Regions from separate parts of the Homo sapiens genome. Here regions 1 and 2 are each linked to region 3. Evidence: chromatin loops called from intact Hi-C (ENCODE). Cell type or tissue: heart left ventricle. All regions are shown on one strand. Each heading gives the region's core, and the rest is flanking DNA. Links, peaks and the distances in the headings are about the cores only.

Region 1 (5,912 bases), core at 1,741-4,240, 530 kb after region 3:
GTCAGTATAAACAGCACTGGACTAAGAAGTAAAATATATTAGAAAAGAATAAACAAGTAAGTTATAAAGCAGTAGTAAAAACAATAATTAACTGATATAAGAACACCTCAGGGAACTTCCTCCATTCCTGCTTTACAAATAGGAGAAACAGAGAGAACTAAACGATCATGTTATTTAACACCTACTGAGTTCCTACAGAGGGATCTACAGAAAAATGTAGGAAGCCACAGGCTAAAAATCTTGACCTGAGCAGTAGGAGCTACACTGAAAATTCTAATAAGGGCAGAACAAGGGAACACCTGGACAGTTATTTAATTAAGGGTCTCAGCATGAGTCATAAAAGAGATATCAGGATGAGAAATTATTCCAAGATTTAATTGTAAAGGCTGACTGTCAAAAATGCCAGACATTACAACTCATCTATATTTGGACTTTTTATTTTGCAACATGTGTACTTGAATATGGAATACTGAATACGACAAAAACCAACAAAAAAGTTGGCTAAGATCTCCTACTGAAAATAGCTGGACAAAATGCCAATTAGGTAAAGGGACTGCTTCAGATACCAAATTAGTACTTTAAGTGCAGTAACTACCTGGAACACTGAGTATGATTAACAAAATGAAGCAAGGATCGAAGGTAAAATCCTTGTTATTCATCAATGAGATAGAATATTGCAGTAAACTATGACCTCATGCTACTGATTTTTTTTTTAAAATACAGAAGGGCATGATATTAACCTCAAGAAAAGTAATAACATAATTCAGAATACACTGGCCCAGCTAGTTTGAATCAAGATCCCAGCAGGTTCTCCAATAATCAAGGGAAACAAGAGTCTACCGTAGGATAGGCATAACTCTGTGATCAGTGTTTCTAAGGATTAGTCACTAGACAGCCAGTTCCTTATTCTAGGGCTTTCTAGAAGTCACACACCTATATTTCTATTTGGAAAGGGAAACCATTTTCCTTGCCTATCTCAAATAGCTGTTCATTGAGTTAACCATCAAGTATCTAAAAGAATGTCGGAAATCAGACCATCACCTTTCCTCCCCAGATCATTGTAATTATGATCTATATATTTTTACATTGCCATAAGAAAAAGGGATTTTCTACACCATGTCATAATTATTCAGGAACAAGTTTTTCTTCCTTTTTAGACTGTAAGCTCCTTGAAGACAAACTATCACTCATTAATCTCTCTATTCCCTTTAGCATCTAGAAGGAATACAATTAATATTTGTTAAGGAACAAATTATTAACAGCCTTTTTCCAGATTTTTCTCATAATTGGTCCAATTAGTCCTAACAAGTAAATTAAAAGTAAGTTCTCTCTACAGTACTATTACATGGTAAAATACAAAACAGAAAGTGGTCAGTGGCAATAAAAAATACCATCTGTATGCTACCTGGGAGACCATTAGGTTCCCAGTAAGTAGTGTTAGGCAAAAGGCAAAAAGAAAAAAGATAAGGGTTATTTTGCTTACATATCACATCAGAGAATAATGCTTAGGCCACCATCTAGTCCATATTTCTTACATTCAATTATAGAATTGTGCACAACATCCTTGAAAACAGCCTTATTGGTGCTGTTTATAAGACAGGGGTACATCTGCAGAGTTTTAAATTCCATTTTCAAGGAGGAAAGTATCTAAGTATAATCAGACGAGAGTAATAAAATACACTGACCTGGATCTGTTGCTGCAGGAGATTAATTTTGTGCTGCTGTTGCAGAAGTTGCTGCTGTTGTCTCGCAATCTATCAGAAATAAAGTTTCATTAAGTTAAAATGAAATGCTTACACCTCTGCCATTACCTCAGGTATTTCTCCTGGTATTACAACAATCTTTTACCGCACCTCTATGTGAAAGAGTTCCTATAAAATGAGAGAGGCCAAATCAGAAAGATGGATGAAAGGAAAAATTTTTAAACAAGTGCCACCTCTCTGCTTTATCTGTAGGAAAACTACCCCTTCTATTATATTTGTGAGCTATTCACCTATATCTGCACTGGTCAGCTGGAAATCATGGGATTTTAGAAATCGAATCCTTGTAGAATAGAGATAGAAAAATCTCTGGCTACATTTTTCTAAATGGCTTAATTTGGATGTAAAAAGTAAAATCTGTAAGCAAAGACAGGAAAAATCTTCGTATTATTGCTTAATATGGTCTATGTTGGCAAAACCTTTCCTGATACAAAGATTTTCAGAACTGATACATTTACAAATATTGTTAAAGGAGTGCCAAAGGACACAGCAAAAAGTAAAAAATCTTTAGCTTTTTTTGTTGATGCTGTATGTGATGTACAAAATATTTTTAAAAACAAATTAAGCTGTAATTTAACATTTATCCATTTATCCTTTTGAGAACAATGTGTTTATTTCATAGTACAGGATCTATATACAAATTTTATATTTCCTTGTTTCATCCAACAATCAAATTCAACATCTAAACACATTATCTGGTCTATAAAAAGAAATGTTAACCATTTAATGCAAGCCCTACTGATGACTGTCTCTGGCCCTCAGGAGGTCAAATAGCTTCCTTAGGATAATAGTGTTTACTATGAAGTATGAGTCAGGCATCAGGCCACTATTGACTCAAAAGCTGAGCTGCTACAGCTCGAAGTCCAGAGAGATGATCCTTAGTGAGAACACACTCACTGCCAACCTAGGAAGCCAGAGAGAAAAGCAGCCAGAGAGCACTCAGGACTTTGTTTAGTAGTGCCTTTTTGTCAAGAGTGTCTTTTCTTCCTATTTCTTCCTACTTCCAAAGCCAGTATTCTAGAATGGGTTATGTTGGAAGTGAAAATGAGTGTAAATCAGTTCCAAGCTATATACTTCCCAAGCCTTTTTAATGTTTTAGCCTATGCAGGGGGTAGTGCCCAAATTATATTTCATTCAGCACAAGATGACAAAATAGCAGTCTGCTTCTAAATGTTGCTTTCTGATTTTGGATGACAACTGGTTCCTACTGGAAGCCATGATAAAGCTGCCCCTAATGTAGACTACAGTGTGAGAAATGAGACTCCTCCTTGTCAGAGCTTTATACTTAAAGTGGAAATAGTATTTAATCAGGTTGGGATGGCCCACTCTGCTTGTGGATATTCAAATCAGAAATGTACAACTCATTCTGCAGCTCTAGGTATAGATGCTGGATCCTCTGAATATTTATTTCTTCTTAGCAAACCAGTGAAATGCCACTAGGCATCTAATATTGATGGTCCCTCCTAAATGATAAAGTGCTGCATAGAAATGCATCCAAAACACCACAGTGCAATTACTATCATCCACTCTAGACGTATGGGTTTGACACAGTGAAGTATGGTACATAAGCGCCATGTGGCTCAAATTCTGAATTTTATTTGCCAATAGGTTGAGCTACATGCTCGCTTCATTGAGCATGACAACCTAGTTTTAAGTGTCATTTAATTTTCATTTTGAAATATAATTACAAAGTGTTCACTGTAAGATATCACTCGTCTGCAAATGTGTCAAGATTAATTTGTGCTAGCTTATTCACAAGTGTCAATAGTTAATTACTGTGTCATCTCTGGATGGCTAAATGACATTCTAACTTCTGATTTTTTACAGTGTTCCTTTATGTTATTTTCCATTAGGGGCTGAGTCCATATTCCTACATGTGGGCAAATATTCAAGCATATAAAATACCAGACATCACAACTCATTAAAATCAACAGAGCATATATTGCTCTATATACTCCTATAAAATACATTTAACTGAAAAGATAATTCCAGTAATAATGTCAGATTCCTAAAAACTGCACATTAATTTAGATCTGTCTGATCTAAAGCATCAGGGACTACTCTATAGGATCATTGTTAGATTAATGTACTCTTATGAGACAAGAAAAAACATTTGGGAAAGTGATTTATTTTTAAAAGACATACATTTAAACTTTGCTATTTTTTCTTCATTCTCAATTCTAAGTCAATCAGGTCAAATACTTTTAGGAACGATGTACTAATTTGTATTCAATGACTTACCTATGCTATAAATAGTGACCATGTGATGTATCATCCAAACCAAGAAAACTTTCACAAGTAAAAGGAGGCAGGGTATTATTACTCTAGAAAACAGGCATTATACCAGGGCTATCTGGGGAAAACTGAAATGTATGGTCACCTCTTTGGACTTTAAACCTGAAGAAAATCATTGCACCAATGAGCTAAAAGATTCCCAAAGTTTTTCTGGAACAGAACCCCCTTTTTCTGGGAGGAAAATAAGGCCCAGAGAAAAGTCACTTACTCATAGTGAAGCTACAGAGGGATTATATGTGATGTCTATATGAATAAGCATCCCCAAATCATTAATCAAATCCAAACCTGAAACAATGTATCATTTTAGTTATGCCCAGTTGCTATGATGCCTTTTTTGTACACATATTCCCTCAAAATTCTTGAAGACCCTAGATTTCCAGAAGGCTTTGTTTTTTTTTTCCATCTTTTCTTATTTTTATTTTTATTTTTTAGGAAAGCTTACAACAAATAAGCCAATCAATTTGATTACTCTCTGAGCCTGGCACATTCCACATCTCCAGTTCGTCAGTGCCTTTTGCAGGGCTCACCTGTTCTTGCTGTTGGCGAGCAAGGTCCATTTGCTGCCGTTGTTTCTCAATTTGTGACGCTGCCAGTTTTTTCTGTTCATCATGCGCTGCCAGTAGCTGCTCCCGTAAACTGATCAGCTGGGTAATCATGGTGGAGAGCTGCCGTTCTTTTTCTGCCAGGCTCTCAGGTGTACCTAAAATGGAAGCAAGAAGAGATCTCACAAGCTTGAGAAATACCTGGACGAATAAGGGAAAGGAGGGCAGAATTTAGAAAGGGACTATCCTAAGACATTTAAAGATCTGGGACAATGACTGGAGGCCATTGAGGGTACAGGAACACCAGAGAGTAATTACAGCAGTGGAATGAAAGCTAGGGTTCCTCACTGTTCCTGCCAAGAGAAAGTATTGTCACTGGTAAAATTCTCACTCACTCTCCCCTCTTGCTCTAAAAAAAGCAGACTTACCCCATTTTCTCCTTTTTGCCCCCAATCTATCTGATTAAGCTAGGAAATCCATGATATTTAATATGAAAGATCAGAAACTATAGATTATATTAATATTCTATAATCACCTCTAAGCTCAGTGACTAACAGTATCTAAGACATAGTAGGTGCTTAATAAAAGTTACTTGAGGAAGTTTCTGATCCTTACCCTCACAAAATTTTCTATTGTACAAAGATATGTCACTGAAGTTTAGAAGTTAGCAGTCAATCTCTTGGCCATAGAGAGAATACTACAGAGAGAATTAAAACTGCCTCAGGTGAGAAAAGATTGAATGTGATTTTTTTTTTTCCTGAGAAAGGATCAAGTAAAATTCCCAAGTTCATCTGTAAAGGCAACAGTGTTGCTTGGGGGGCTCTATCACCCCTTTGTCATTTGTCATTTTTCAAAGAGAAAAAAACACATTCAAGGTTGAAAAGGTTATGCATAAGGATATGCTGTTTAATGAATATGATGTCGCTGAACACTTATGGTATGCACTAATGGTGCTGAACAGTCTTTTTATGGGCAAATTGCACAGCTCTCCTAAGTAAACGGTACAGAATCCTTTTGTGAATCTAAATTAGAGCATTTTACCGCAGCATAAGATAAGAATTTCAACCCACTGTATCTGAACCACACAGATTTCATTATGAAGAAATGATCTGTGATTTGAAAGCTTTTCAGAAAAATGCCACCAGCTGTCAAAGGGGACAAAGATTGCCAATTTTTGTGTGTGCAGAAGGAGAGACTTCCAACCTCCTTATGAAACCCCCTCATTCCTACTAAGAAAGCACCATTACAATCCCAGAAAATATTTTAATTATGAGTGGCCTTATTTTTAAAGTAGCCCAAAGGAGAAAGAGAAACT
Region 2 (5,912 bases), core at 2,000-4,499, 140 kb after region 3:
TAAGTCTTTGCTTTCCTCTCTTCTGCACATAAAATTCACCTACTCTCCAAAGGAGAAGGCCAGAAGTCTAAAGGAATATGACATTAAATCAAAAGCCCAGGTTCTTATAACAGTCTATATACCAAATGTGATAAAAATGTGGCTCCTTTTGATCCAGAGACCTATGTACCAAAACTAAAACAAAACAGTTACCTTTTCTTTCTCAAACTCCACATACATTTGTGGAACAGGGCCAAGAAAGCTGCAATAAACTCTCCCATTTGTAAAGGAGAAGAATGAAAAGATGGAAGACATCAAGTGGTCACTGGCCTATAGCTATTCCGAAATGTGGCTGGGCAAATATTGTAAACCCATACCCTGGGGTGGGGAATATTCTTTGTTTAGATATCAGGTCTGCTTCATGGGTGCAGGCATTTCTCTTCATGGCTCTTGGATTCACATTTTGATAATTCCTTTTCTTTTCCATTATTCTCCCTAAGCACATGTATAGAAAATATTAGAAAATATCTTCTCCTTGAGCGCTGGGTGGCAGAAACTTAGGAGCCCTAAAGTTATTTTCTGTGTTTAACAGCCGTAGTCTCACAATTCAGGCTAATGGCCCTTTGGAAATAAAACTGTCTCAAAAACATTATGGTCCTTTTCACCAACCAACTTTTTATGCCAACTGCCACACTTGGAATTCTTTTCTGGACGTGCGTTTCTTTCTATAACTAATTGGAAGGACTTTACAGTTATTATACATTAATAAGACAGAAGACCTTTCTTTCCTTTCTTTGAACTATTTTGTCCAATTTAAATCATGTACTAGGGGTCACCTTAATAAATTACAGGATTTAAGAAAGAACATGGAGATCACATCCTTGATTTGAACTTTGCCTTGAGACCATAATATAATAAGCTTTTGTTGCTTGACATGTTTCCAGTTTAACTTTTATATGTTAAATACAAGAATCTGTTACAACCTACAGATTCTGAAAGTTCAAGACTCTCTTTTTCTTTTTATTCTTGCTTTAAAACTAGCCATGTCCTTCTGAACTCATCTCTTCTTTATAGTATCTTGTCATATCCTTTTATGAACAACTAAGTCACACATGCCTCATCCCACTGGCCAACCTTATCACCTAAAGCCACTGCTTCATTAGATAAATTATCTGTCTTGCAAGTTATCTTATGGTTTTACAAATGTTTAGTTATTTCCTAATGTGAGTCATAATGTTATCAGATTCAATAATAGTTTCCTCACTACCCACTGCTTGACTCTGAAGCTAGTTACATAATTTTGTTGTTTTTGTTTTGTTTTGTTATGGTAACACCCCACTTCTGGTACAACTTCTGTATTAGTCAGCTTTTACTGAGTACAATCATAGTAACTCCCTAAAGTCTCAGTGGCTCCTAAACATAAAATTTAAGTTTGCTCATATGTAATGTGAGCCTTACCTAATGACAGCTGACTTATACACTTATGCACTGGGACTGTAAGTTCCAAAGGAAGGCCTCAGTGCTTCAGAGATGGTATTATAGTAACCAGGAAATCCGACAAGAGGGAAGAAACTTTCTCCTTCTGCTGCTTTTCTTAATACAGTGAATGACTTCACCATCTATCTAGCTTCCCAAAGCTACAAATAGATAGATGAGTAATCCTCTATTTCTTCCTCTCCTTCACCCCCTACACTCTCCAGTCATCAAGTAAAAACATTCCTGGCAACTAGAACATTACCTGACTCATTGTGTAGTCCCTCTAAACGTTTGCTGTTTTTATGTTAATGCACAAAAATATATGATCAAAAAATATATAAAGTTTATGAAATCCCTATTCTAAAGCAGGGCCTATTTTTATTTTTTTTTTAGAGAAAGGCTCTTGCTCTGTTGCCCAAGCTGGAGTGTACTGCCACAACCATAGGTCACCGTAAGCTCAAACTCCTGGGCTCAAGTGATCCTTCCACCTCAACCTCCTGAGTAGCTACTACTATAGGCACGTGCCACCATACCTGGCTAATTATTTTATTTTATTTTTTTTGTACAGATGGCGTCTTGCTATGTTGTCTAAGCTGTACTCAAACTCCTGGCCTCAAGTGATCCTCCTGCCTTGGCCTCCCAAAGCACTGGGATTATATGCATGAACCACTACAGCCAGCCTGAAGCAGAGACTATAGCCCCCACAACTGTTAAGTGTTAATACAAGGAACCAAACACAGGTCTGCATCACTGAAATGTTCCTGTTCTTTGTATACCACCTGCCTCTATTAGTCACTGCTTTGGGACTAAGTGGAGGACCATAAGAATAGACCTAGGCAGACCGTAGACTGCTACTAACTCATCTCTACTTGTGCATTTAAATATGCTATGTATAAGGGGCAATGTGGCCTACTTATTTGGTAGGCCCAGTGTCATTTTCATCTTCATTTGAAGGACTCCAGAGCATCACCTTCATTTAACAGAATCCTTCTGAGAAGTATTGGTCCCTCTCTCTAAATTCTTGGATGACCCAGGATGAAGAACCTTATGTTGTTTATTTTATAACCTGGCCATTATTCTCATCAGCCAGGAAATTATGAGAGTAGCCACAGCACTGAGAGCCTTGTTCCCAAGAAATTGATCACAAACTGTAGTAGGTGGTGTTCAAAGATCAGATGATCTCAATGAATCACATCTTTCAGTATTTATGTCCTGATATAGTCTCCTCCCACAATGAAACTGAGTTGGCCTGTGACACACTTTAACCAATAGAGTACAGTATTATATTATGCCAAATCTGGGCCTAAGCTTTAAGAATATCTGGCCATATTTGCCCTTTTAGTAGCCTTGAGTTGCCATTTAAGAAGTCTTGCTGCCTGCTGGAAAGTCTACTTGGAGAAAGCAAGTGGAGAGGCCACATGGAGAGAGTAGTCCTAGACTACACGAAGACAGAGAGAAAGATCTGCCATCTCAGCATCCCAGCTGAGTTCAACTTTCAGCCAACCTTTCTTGATTCTCCTGGTTATAGTGAAAGGTCAAATGAAGTAAGGTTTGAAACGGTGATGTGTAAGCTGGACAAGCACACAGGTTTGTGTTACATTCAATTAATCATAAGAGTGTGTTGAGTATTGAGCTCAGCCAGGCTGTGGTAGATAGTACGGGGAAGAGGATACCAACCCTATGCTGAAGGATTTCCCTCTGGGGAACAAAATGAATTTCTGTGCAGAGACACTGCATGCACAGACATTCTCCCACTCAGGTCTTGTCAGAACCACAAGGATGGAGGGATGAAAAGAAGGTCAGGACTGGGGAGTGGGACTGGGGATGGTGTGTGCCACTGAAGGTCAGAACACATAATGAGGTGGTCACGTCACCTCTCCTGGGGAGGCAGATTTGTTATGGCACTTTCTGGGGAAATCAACTAACTTGTCATGGGCTCTGTGAGTGAAACCCCATTTCAAGGTAACAGGGTCTTAGAGGACAGAAAGGAAGGTGAGGTGGCATTAAACCCAAGGTGCTAGAATTCTGACCAACCTTTCTCCAGGGGACACAGGGAAATTTTGAAGCCAATTATCCTCCTCTGCAGTAGCCCTCCATTCCTAGAAATGCATTCTCATCCTTGGAGAAAGATCAAAAGTTTCTGGAAAAGAGCCACAACCAGGAGCAAGACTGGTGAGATACTAATAGAGAGAGCGAGAGAGTGCCATGGATTCACAATGTGTGGTGCCAAGAACTAAAAAGAAAATCAATGAGGGAAAGTCAAATTCCCTCCTGGCCATGGCAGCCTTCAGGAGGCAGAGCAGCTGACAGGCTGCTGGAATCACTAAACCGATGTCCTGAACAACCAGTCAAGGCTGCAACTGAGCTCCATTCTCAGTGATACTCCATGTGGCTAGTTCTGCCTTGTGAAAGAGCCCTTCTCTAGACTTAAAGAATTCTAGAATGGGCACAGCTTTAAGAGCCCAGCCAAAACTGTGCTGCTTTATGAGCATCTCAGTATGAGCTGTTCATGGTTATAACTTGGACAGACTTATCCCAAGGCCTGCTAGGACCTCAGCAGTACAGACTATGAGATGAAAAAAAAAAAAAAAAGAAAGAAAGAAAGAAAGAAAAACAAAAGAAAAGAAAAAAAAGACTGACCCTGCTCTAAGGGTCTAAGGGGGAAAGCCAAAGGCCCTTTTCACACGTACAAGTGGTGAGCCCAAGCTTGAATTAGGCTGGAGTTTTTGTGAAAGAAAATCTATTCAGGTGGCCAGTATAGCAATAAGAAATCTGGTTTGCATGGATCCATGTATCAGGAATACTGAGAAATCAGCAATTCAGAGAGTACATGGGGCCACAGATAACCTCCAGGCCTACCAACTAATGGGTTGAATGCAACAAGGCAAATACTAGACTCCTTTAGATACAAGGATAAACCTAACAAATATTCTACCAGTCTTGGTCACAATTTCCTGAGGGAACACACCACTGCCTACAATTTAAGAAGTCAAGAACTGATCATCCCAGAAATGGAGTGCTCTCCTTTCCCTCCAGTTTTCTGGAACTTTCCCACTTAGATCCATTCAATCTCTGCATACACATAGCCATATCAAAGCTTGGCTCATGTTCTAGGGGACCAGCTGTCAATATATGACTCTATTTGTATTTGATGAATTTTAAAGTTTTTTTTTTTTCTTTTTTCCTTTTTTCAGAGACAAGATCTCACTTTGTCACTCAGGCTGGAGTGCAATGGTGCAATCAGAGCTCAAACTCCTGGGCTAAAGTTATCCTCCTGCATCAGCCTCCCGAGTAGCTGGGACTACAGATGCACGTCACCATGCCCGGCTAACTTTTTATTTTTATAGAGACAGGGTCTTGCTACATTGCCCAGGCTAGTCTCGAACTCCTGGCCTCAAGCAGTCCTCCTGCCTCAGCCTCCCAAAGTGTTGAAATTACAGGCATGAGCCACTGTGCCTGGCCTAAAGTCCATTTTAGTGCAGTAACTAATGACTCAACGCTTCTTTCCTCCTACCGATGCTTAGAACTAAAGATGCCTCCCCAGGTTGAAATACTACCTTGACCATGTTGATCCTTCCCTTGAAGGTCTAACAGTTCGTTGATGATTACCTCATTTCTCTACCCCAGTCCGACAATATTCCTAACCACTGCCTCCTTCTCTCCAGCAGGTTATACTGAAAATTTTCTGATTCTATTCATCCCTGATATACATGCCTAGGCCTCTTCTCTGCTCAGGTAAACTCTATATGCCTCACAGAAGTATTTTAATGAAGAAATCAAGTGGAAATCTAGATCCAAATTGCCCAAAAAATTCCATAAAACAATTGTAGTTCTAGAACCTGTTTTCTCCAAACAATATTTTACATAGTGGTCTGGTGTGTATAAGTAACAGATAAATGCTTATCTACTGAAGTAAGGGTAGGGAGAAAGTTTGCCAGGGGAGATCCTTAGGCCTCCAAAGGACTCCCAGACTCCACAGGAAAAAGAGAAAGCACCACTGACCTAGGCAAGTCACTCAACCTAGACTAAGTCACCTAATGTACAAAGGAGAAAACTAAGGCCCAGAGAGTGGAAGTAGTTTTCTCAGAGTCACAGAATAAATTGGTATCAGAGTCTAATTCAGAAATAATGTCTGTTCTGATACCATACTCTGTCTCTAAAATTTATCCAGAATATCCATGGAATCAGATAATCAAGTTTATCAACTACCTCAATTTGACTTGGTTCATCTAATTTGGGAAATGTGTAAAATAACAAATCCAACATAATGTCAAATCAGATTTTATTAATTTCATTGATCCCTATTAGAGTCATCACAAACATTTTATTTAGGAGAATCAGAAAATGCTCAAATTGAATAAAAATAAGTTGATTGTGTTAGATAAATAATTCAAATGTGCTTTGAAAAATGCATTTTTTGTAATAAGTCATTGAAATCATCTTTCTATGGAAAACTA
Region 3 (5,912 bases), core at 1,337-3,836:
TCCTCATGGAGCTTGCAGTCTGCAGAAAGTCAGACACTGAACAAAGATGCACAGAATTTAAATGCATAATAATAAACTGTGACACATGCTATGAGACCAAGGAAAATAAGAATTTTCTATAAGAGAGAAAAACAGTATTGGGTAGGTGAGGACACACTGAAGGACTCAATGCCCTAATTAGTCAATGCCATAATTATGGGAATAATTCCCATTCTTCCTCCCCACCACTCACCAACTGCTATTTGAAAGGTCATAGGTCTCTGCTCCATACAGGCATGTACTATTTTAATTCAATAAGCAATCTTTTGAGTGCCCAATAAAAATATGTGGGTATATCCCCAGGCATCAGGTGTCAACCTGCCTTCATAGTCAGCCCTGGCTGCAGCCCCCTTTGATGGGATCCCTGCATATCATTTTTATTCCTATTTTACAGATTTAAAAAATGTTCACAATAGTTCAATGATTCATCCAAGACAACACAGCTAGAAAGTCCAGACCAGGGTTTAGGACTTTTGATAGCAAATCAAGGGCTTTTTCTGTTCACACAGAATAAAATCCTAACCCCACCAGGTCCAGGATGTCATGTCTTTGCCTCATCTCTTGCTACCTTCCCTCTTCTTTACCCTGCTTCATCCACACAGGCCTTCCTAGGATGCAAAAAGATTTTCCCTGCTTCAGAGGCTACGCATCAGCTCTTTTTTCCTATGTCTGGAATGCTCTTCCTTGATTTTTTACTTGGCTACCATCTTTTATTTTTAAATCAGCTTTATTGAAGCATAATAATAATAATAATAATTATCATTATTATTATTATTATTTTTGAGATGGAGTTTCACTCTTGTTGCCCAGGCTGGAGTGTAATGGTGTGATCTCAGCTCACTGTAACCTCTGCCTGTCAGGTTCAAGCGATTCTCCTGCCTCAGCCTCCCAAGCAGCTGGGATTACAGGTGCACACCACCAGGCCCAGCTACTTTTTGTATTTTTAGTAGAGACGGAGTTTCACCATGTTAACCAGGCTGGTCTTGAACACCTGACATCAGGTGATCCACCCACCTCGGTCTCCCAAAGTGCTGGGATTACAAGCGTGAGCCACTGAGCCCAACCTGAAGCATAATTTGTATGAATAAAATTCACTCCTTTTCAGGGTTCAGTTTGATGAGTTTTGACAACTTTATAAATACACTTAGGCAACCACCGTTACATTTCCATCACCTTGGGAAGTTTCCTCCTGCTCCTTTGCAGTCCATCTTTTGCCTATACCCCAGGCATCCTTTTCATATAAGATGCAGTCCATCTTTTGCCTATACCCCTTCCTCCTTTTCATCTAAGTTTCAGCTTAATTATCGCCTCTTCAGAGGCCTTTAGAAGCAATGCCTTCCCTGACCATCCAAAAGCTCTCTTCCATGCTCCTCCTCCTTCATTCTCTTTCAAAGAGTCTGGCTGTTCTCTTTCTTGCACTTACTACAAGATGTGCCCATTTTATCGACTTACTTGTTTGCTCTATTTCTGTCTTCTCCAAACAATATAACCTCCATAAGGGAAGGGTCGTTGTCTTTATTAATGCTTGTAACCCCAGGGCACAGTGCTTGGCACATAGTAGAATAAATATTTATTAAATGCATGAATGAATGCATGGATAAGTGGTACTGCATCCTTCTGTGTGCAAGTAGCTGAGGATTCATGGCTGAATCAGAGATGATTTCTATGCTTATGGAGTTCACAATCAAATGGAAGTCTTGTGACAGGCACACAGATAACACCGACACAGATAATCCCTAATGCTTGGATAATGCACTACTATGCACGTATAAGCCATTTACTGTGTGCCAGGCCTTGTTCTAATTCCTTTGTATATATATATTCACTCATTTTATCCTCATGGCAACCGTATATGGAAGTTACTACTGATATTGCTGGTTTAAAGATGAGGAAAACTAGGAGTTTTCCTAGTCAGGCTGAGTCACTTACCGCAGATAAGCTAGCTTGTGAGTGGAGAAGTCAAGATTTGGGACCATGCTATTTTGCAGGGCTGCCTGATCCATGCCCCAAGAGAGGGTCACATAAGGGATCCAGAGAATACGGAGAAAGCTGAAGGCAGGCCCAGCTCAGACTCAGGTCAGACTTGCAGGGCAGGCGAAGTTCTAACTCTGGAAACTGGAAACCGGGACAATTGTCTCTGGAAGCCCTACATCAGGTCCAGTTCAAGCAGCCAGAGACAGCCCTCCAAACCCAGGGGCAGGATTTTCAGGCCTCTAAAGGAGACTATAGCCGGATGGGGAGGGAGTGGCTTGCCCTCGTGCCCCTGTGTCCCCAGGGGTCCAGTTACCCCAGTGACAGTGCAAGCCAGAGCATCAGGGCTTCAGGTGGCCAGCTGAGTTGTTCCCACAAGGCTGCAACACGTATCCGGAACACATTGGGAACTGGGGCTCCAGGCCGAGAGGCCTGAGCGCCGCCTGGGGATCTGGTCCATCTGGGTGGCAGCTTCCCAGAGGCCTGCCGCGCTCGGCCTGCAGTTCTCCGCTGCGGACGGTAGGTGGCAGCGGGTCGTGAGAAATGGCCCTCGCCTGGCCCTGGCTGCGGAGACCCAGCCTGGAGAAAAACGTGGCTGGGCTTCGGCCGCCGAGCGAGGGAGAACCGCGCCCCCGGGGTGGGGCTTGGGGGCCGCCCTGGGACTCGGTGGCTTCTGCCCGAGCGGAGGTCAGCGAGGACCCGGGAGGCAGCGCCTGGATGGAGCTGGACGGGGAGGGCTCTGCTGGGGCTCCTGGTCCCCATGCGGCTGTGCTGTCATGGGGAGCCCTGGGGACCCTGGCACCCTCGTGAGGGCCCAGCCCGCCGACTCCTTAGCCAGAACTTGTGCCCAGCGTGGGAATTTTCTTCCTGAGCAAACAACTTTTTTTTTTTTTTTTTTAACTGAGGAAGAAACTGCCCTTCAGAGAGGTTAAGGGACTGGCTGTGGCCACATGGCTCTTGCGTGGCTGTGCAGTTATTAAAACCTGGTCCTGTCTGACGAGAATCGTGCTTTTTTCCACTGTGCCAATACCCAGTGGGGGATTCCCTGGTGTGAGCGCCTGGGGATAACGGGGGTGTCTTCTAGTCTGCATTTACAGTGAGGAACTCGGCTACGCCAGGGTGTGGCCATGGGCCCCCGCTCCCAGGCACTGTGCAGTGAGGGGGTGGCTGAGACGACCGCTGGATGGCCTTGGAGAGCCCTAATTCCCTCCCAAGCCCTAACTCTCCAGGCCCCCTGCCCTGGCAGCCTCTGAGCATTAAATCTGACCAGACCTGCCCCTGCAGGGTCTGAACTCCGGACGCCCCCCACCTCTGTCTACCTACTCTTATTGTACTGGATTTCAACCCGTCTCCCCACCTCTGACATTTGAAAGCACTTTTACTCTCGGGAATTCGTTAGCTCTTTACAACCACCCCGTAAGGCAAAAAAAAAAGAAGGGATGTTTACATTTACAGAAGAGGAAACCGAGGCCTCAGAGAAGTGATTTGCCAAAGGGTACCAAGCAAGTTCGCGGCTGAGCCGGGTCTTGAACCTTAGGTCTTCATAGCTGCCTCCTGCGACAAGGCGGGAGCAGCGCTGGTGCAGAGCTCTGGAGCGGCCGGCAAGCCGAGCAGCGGAGGCCCTTCCATGCCTCTTCCTCTCCCGGAGGCAGACGGGGAGCGGCCGACAAATTAATTCACGCTATCTTTACATTATGTATAATGCGGCATGATTTTATTTTGCTTCATTCCCGAAATCTTTTACAGTAATTAGTAGCGGAGTAAAATATAAAAATTAATGCAATATAACACTTTAATGGTAATAATACACTATCCTGTCTAATTAATAAAATCTGTTGTTTCCAAGCACGATTATTTATTTGACAAATTGATAGCACACATCCTGTTCATACCCTCTTTCCTAGCTCCCATCCTTTCAGTTTATCGAATAAAACTGTAGCAGGAAAATAAACAGATTGTCTTCTGACCTGACAAGCAAGTGAGAAATAAACCTCTCACTCATACATCCCTAATTGTTCTCAGCAATATCCTCTAACACATGTCCAGATTGCTTAAAAATGAATCTTGATTCCTCCCCCCCGCTTTTTTTTTTTTTTTTTAAATTGCGTCTCCTTATTTTAGAGAAAAGAGACCTTTCCTCCCTTTCCTCTGGGTAGTGTTTATATCGGGGCAGTTGGAGGGATATAAATTTTGTGACTGTGTTCAGAAATTCTGATGGCCTTGCTAACAGAGTGAGGCGATTGTTCAGGCCATGCCAAAGAGAGAGAGAGAGAGAAAGAAAGAGAAAGAGAAAGAGAGGAGGTCCGGGCTGCTCTGAGCCGCTGCCGAAGAACGCTGAACCCATCGCGAAGGCTGCAGGAGAGGATCAGCAAGGGAGCAGGGAGCAGTGAGGTTGCAGGATTGTCATTGGGAGTTGGCAAAAACGAAACTGGGGAAGGGGTTAGGGCAGGATACCCAGACCTGGCAGTATTTGCAGGTAGTACTAGGGAATAAGGAACAAGGTCCAGCATCATTATGTGTGGAACTTGGGATGAAACAACGATCTAATTACAAACCCGAATGCATGCTATTTTATGTAATACGGGGGCATTTTACATGCCAAGTGTGAAAATGCGAAAGCATTTTAAGCTATAAATAGGGCCTCAGAGATAGAGATACAGAGAGACATGGAGACAGATGGAGAAAAAGAGAGAGTCAGACAGAGACAGAGAGAGCACGCGAGAGCAGGACAGAAAGAGAGAGAGACTTACCATCTGCAGGTTATTTTGCAGCACTTTTCTCTGAAAGAAAAATTATGTGATGTGATCTGTGTTCGGGGAAAAGCTATGCTATCCTCAGCTTTCAAGCTACATTTACTATAATAAAAAAGGAAAAAAAAATCTCCAAGTGCACACAGGTGAAAAAAGTCACCCTCTCATGGAAACTGGCCTCAATACAGAAAAAGAGATACACACACACACACACACACACACCCCTGCTTGCACAATCCATGGATGAGTCTCCAGAGTCCTTTCTTTTGTATAGAAAAGTTCTACGATCTTATGGGCATTAGGTTCAACACACATACACACACACACAGACACACACAGGCACAATGCAGATATGTGCACATACCACCACTACACACACACCCTTTTGAGCCCAGGCCCTTGAATCAGTGCAGTCATGCCCCATTGGTGAGACTCCCCAGGCCACTTCCTGGGCCACCACAGTAATCCCTACCTTCCACTGAAGTCTGAATACTCTGATTTTATTACCCACCCCCACCTTTCTCTCTTGATCCATCTCCCCATCCCCACCACCATTGTGCTAGTGCATTATTTTAATAATAAAAATAATAATTTAAATAAAATTCTTCCAGGCTGGGCGCAGTGGCTCACGCCTGTTATTCCAGCACTTTGGGAAGCTGAGGCAGGTGCATTGCTTGAGCTCAGGAGTTCAAGAACAGCCTGGGCAACATGGTGAAACCCCATCTCTACCAAAAATACAAAAGATTAGTCAGATTTGGTGGCATGTGCCTGTGGTCCCAGCTACACGGGAGGCTGAGGTGGGAGGATGGCTTGAGCCCAGGAAGCAGAGTTTGCAGTAAGCCGAGATCACGCCACTGCACTCCAGCCTGGGCAAGAGAAAAAAAAAAAAAAAAACTTCCATAAAATAGGTGCTGACTCCAGTTTTTGCCAGCACACAGGTATGCAGAAGGTGACCAACAAGTTTGAATACTTTACCTTTCTGAAAGTGCTCCCCTATGAATTGTTTAAGGGCAAGGGTTACTACACTCACTTTATAGATAAGGAAACAGGTCATTTCTTTCTGAAGGGAAACAACTGGGATGTTCAGTGAAAAATCTTTACTGAACACTATGGGTGGGTCAGGTACTATTCAAATGCTTGATAGGCATTATT

Evidence for each region. A loop is a pair of places that touch in the nucleus more often than their neighbours do. Peaks named below come from ENCODE experiments on the same cell type or tissue, not always from the same donor. Only the 100,000 strongest peaks of a DNase experiment are listed, where the experiment ranks them.
Region 1: it touches region 3 in a loop (2.8-fold over the local background); 2 of 110 quality-filtered maps call a loop at or near these places.
Region 2: it touches region 3 in a loop (2.1-fold over the local background); 3 of 110 quality-filtered maps call a loop at or near these places.

What each region holds. Positions count from the first base shown.
Region 1 is chr11:16,182,201-16,188,112 of GRCh38, forward strand. SOX6 (SRY-box transcription factor 6) reads right to left here. Exons shown (of 16, transcript NM_001367873.1): 5 at 4,583-4,755; 6 at 1,686-1,754. Among named protein-coding and RNA genes, the nearest start is that of SOX6, 170 kb to the right of the region's middle. In heart left ventricle, for the core only: no CTCF peak of the experiment used is centred there; no DNase peak of the experiment used is centred there.
Region 2 is chr11:15,791,878-15,797,789 of GRCh38, forward strand. No RefSeq gene overlaps it. Among named protein-coding and RNA genes, the nearest start is that of LINC02682, 120 kb to the right of the region's middle. In heart left ventricle, for the core only: no CTCF peak of the experiment used is centred there; no DNase peak of the experiment used is centred there; H3K27ac peaks cover 381 bases.
Region 3 is chr11:15,647,647-15,653,558 of GRCh38, forward strand. All of the region lies in intron 4 of LINC02751 (long intergenic non-protein coding RNA 2751), which reads left to right. Among named protein-coding and RNA genes, the nearest start is that of LINC02751, 98 kb to the left of the region's middle. RefSeq lists a silencer at 2,668-2,757. In heart left ventricle, for the core only: CTCF peaks have their summits at 2,522 (motif pointing right) and 2,721; DNase peaks (open chromatin) are centred at 2,595 and 3,135; H3K4me3 peaks cover 632 bases; H3K27ac peaks cover 1,744 bases.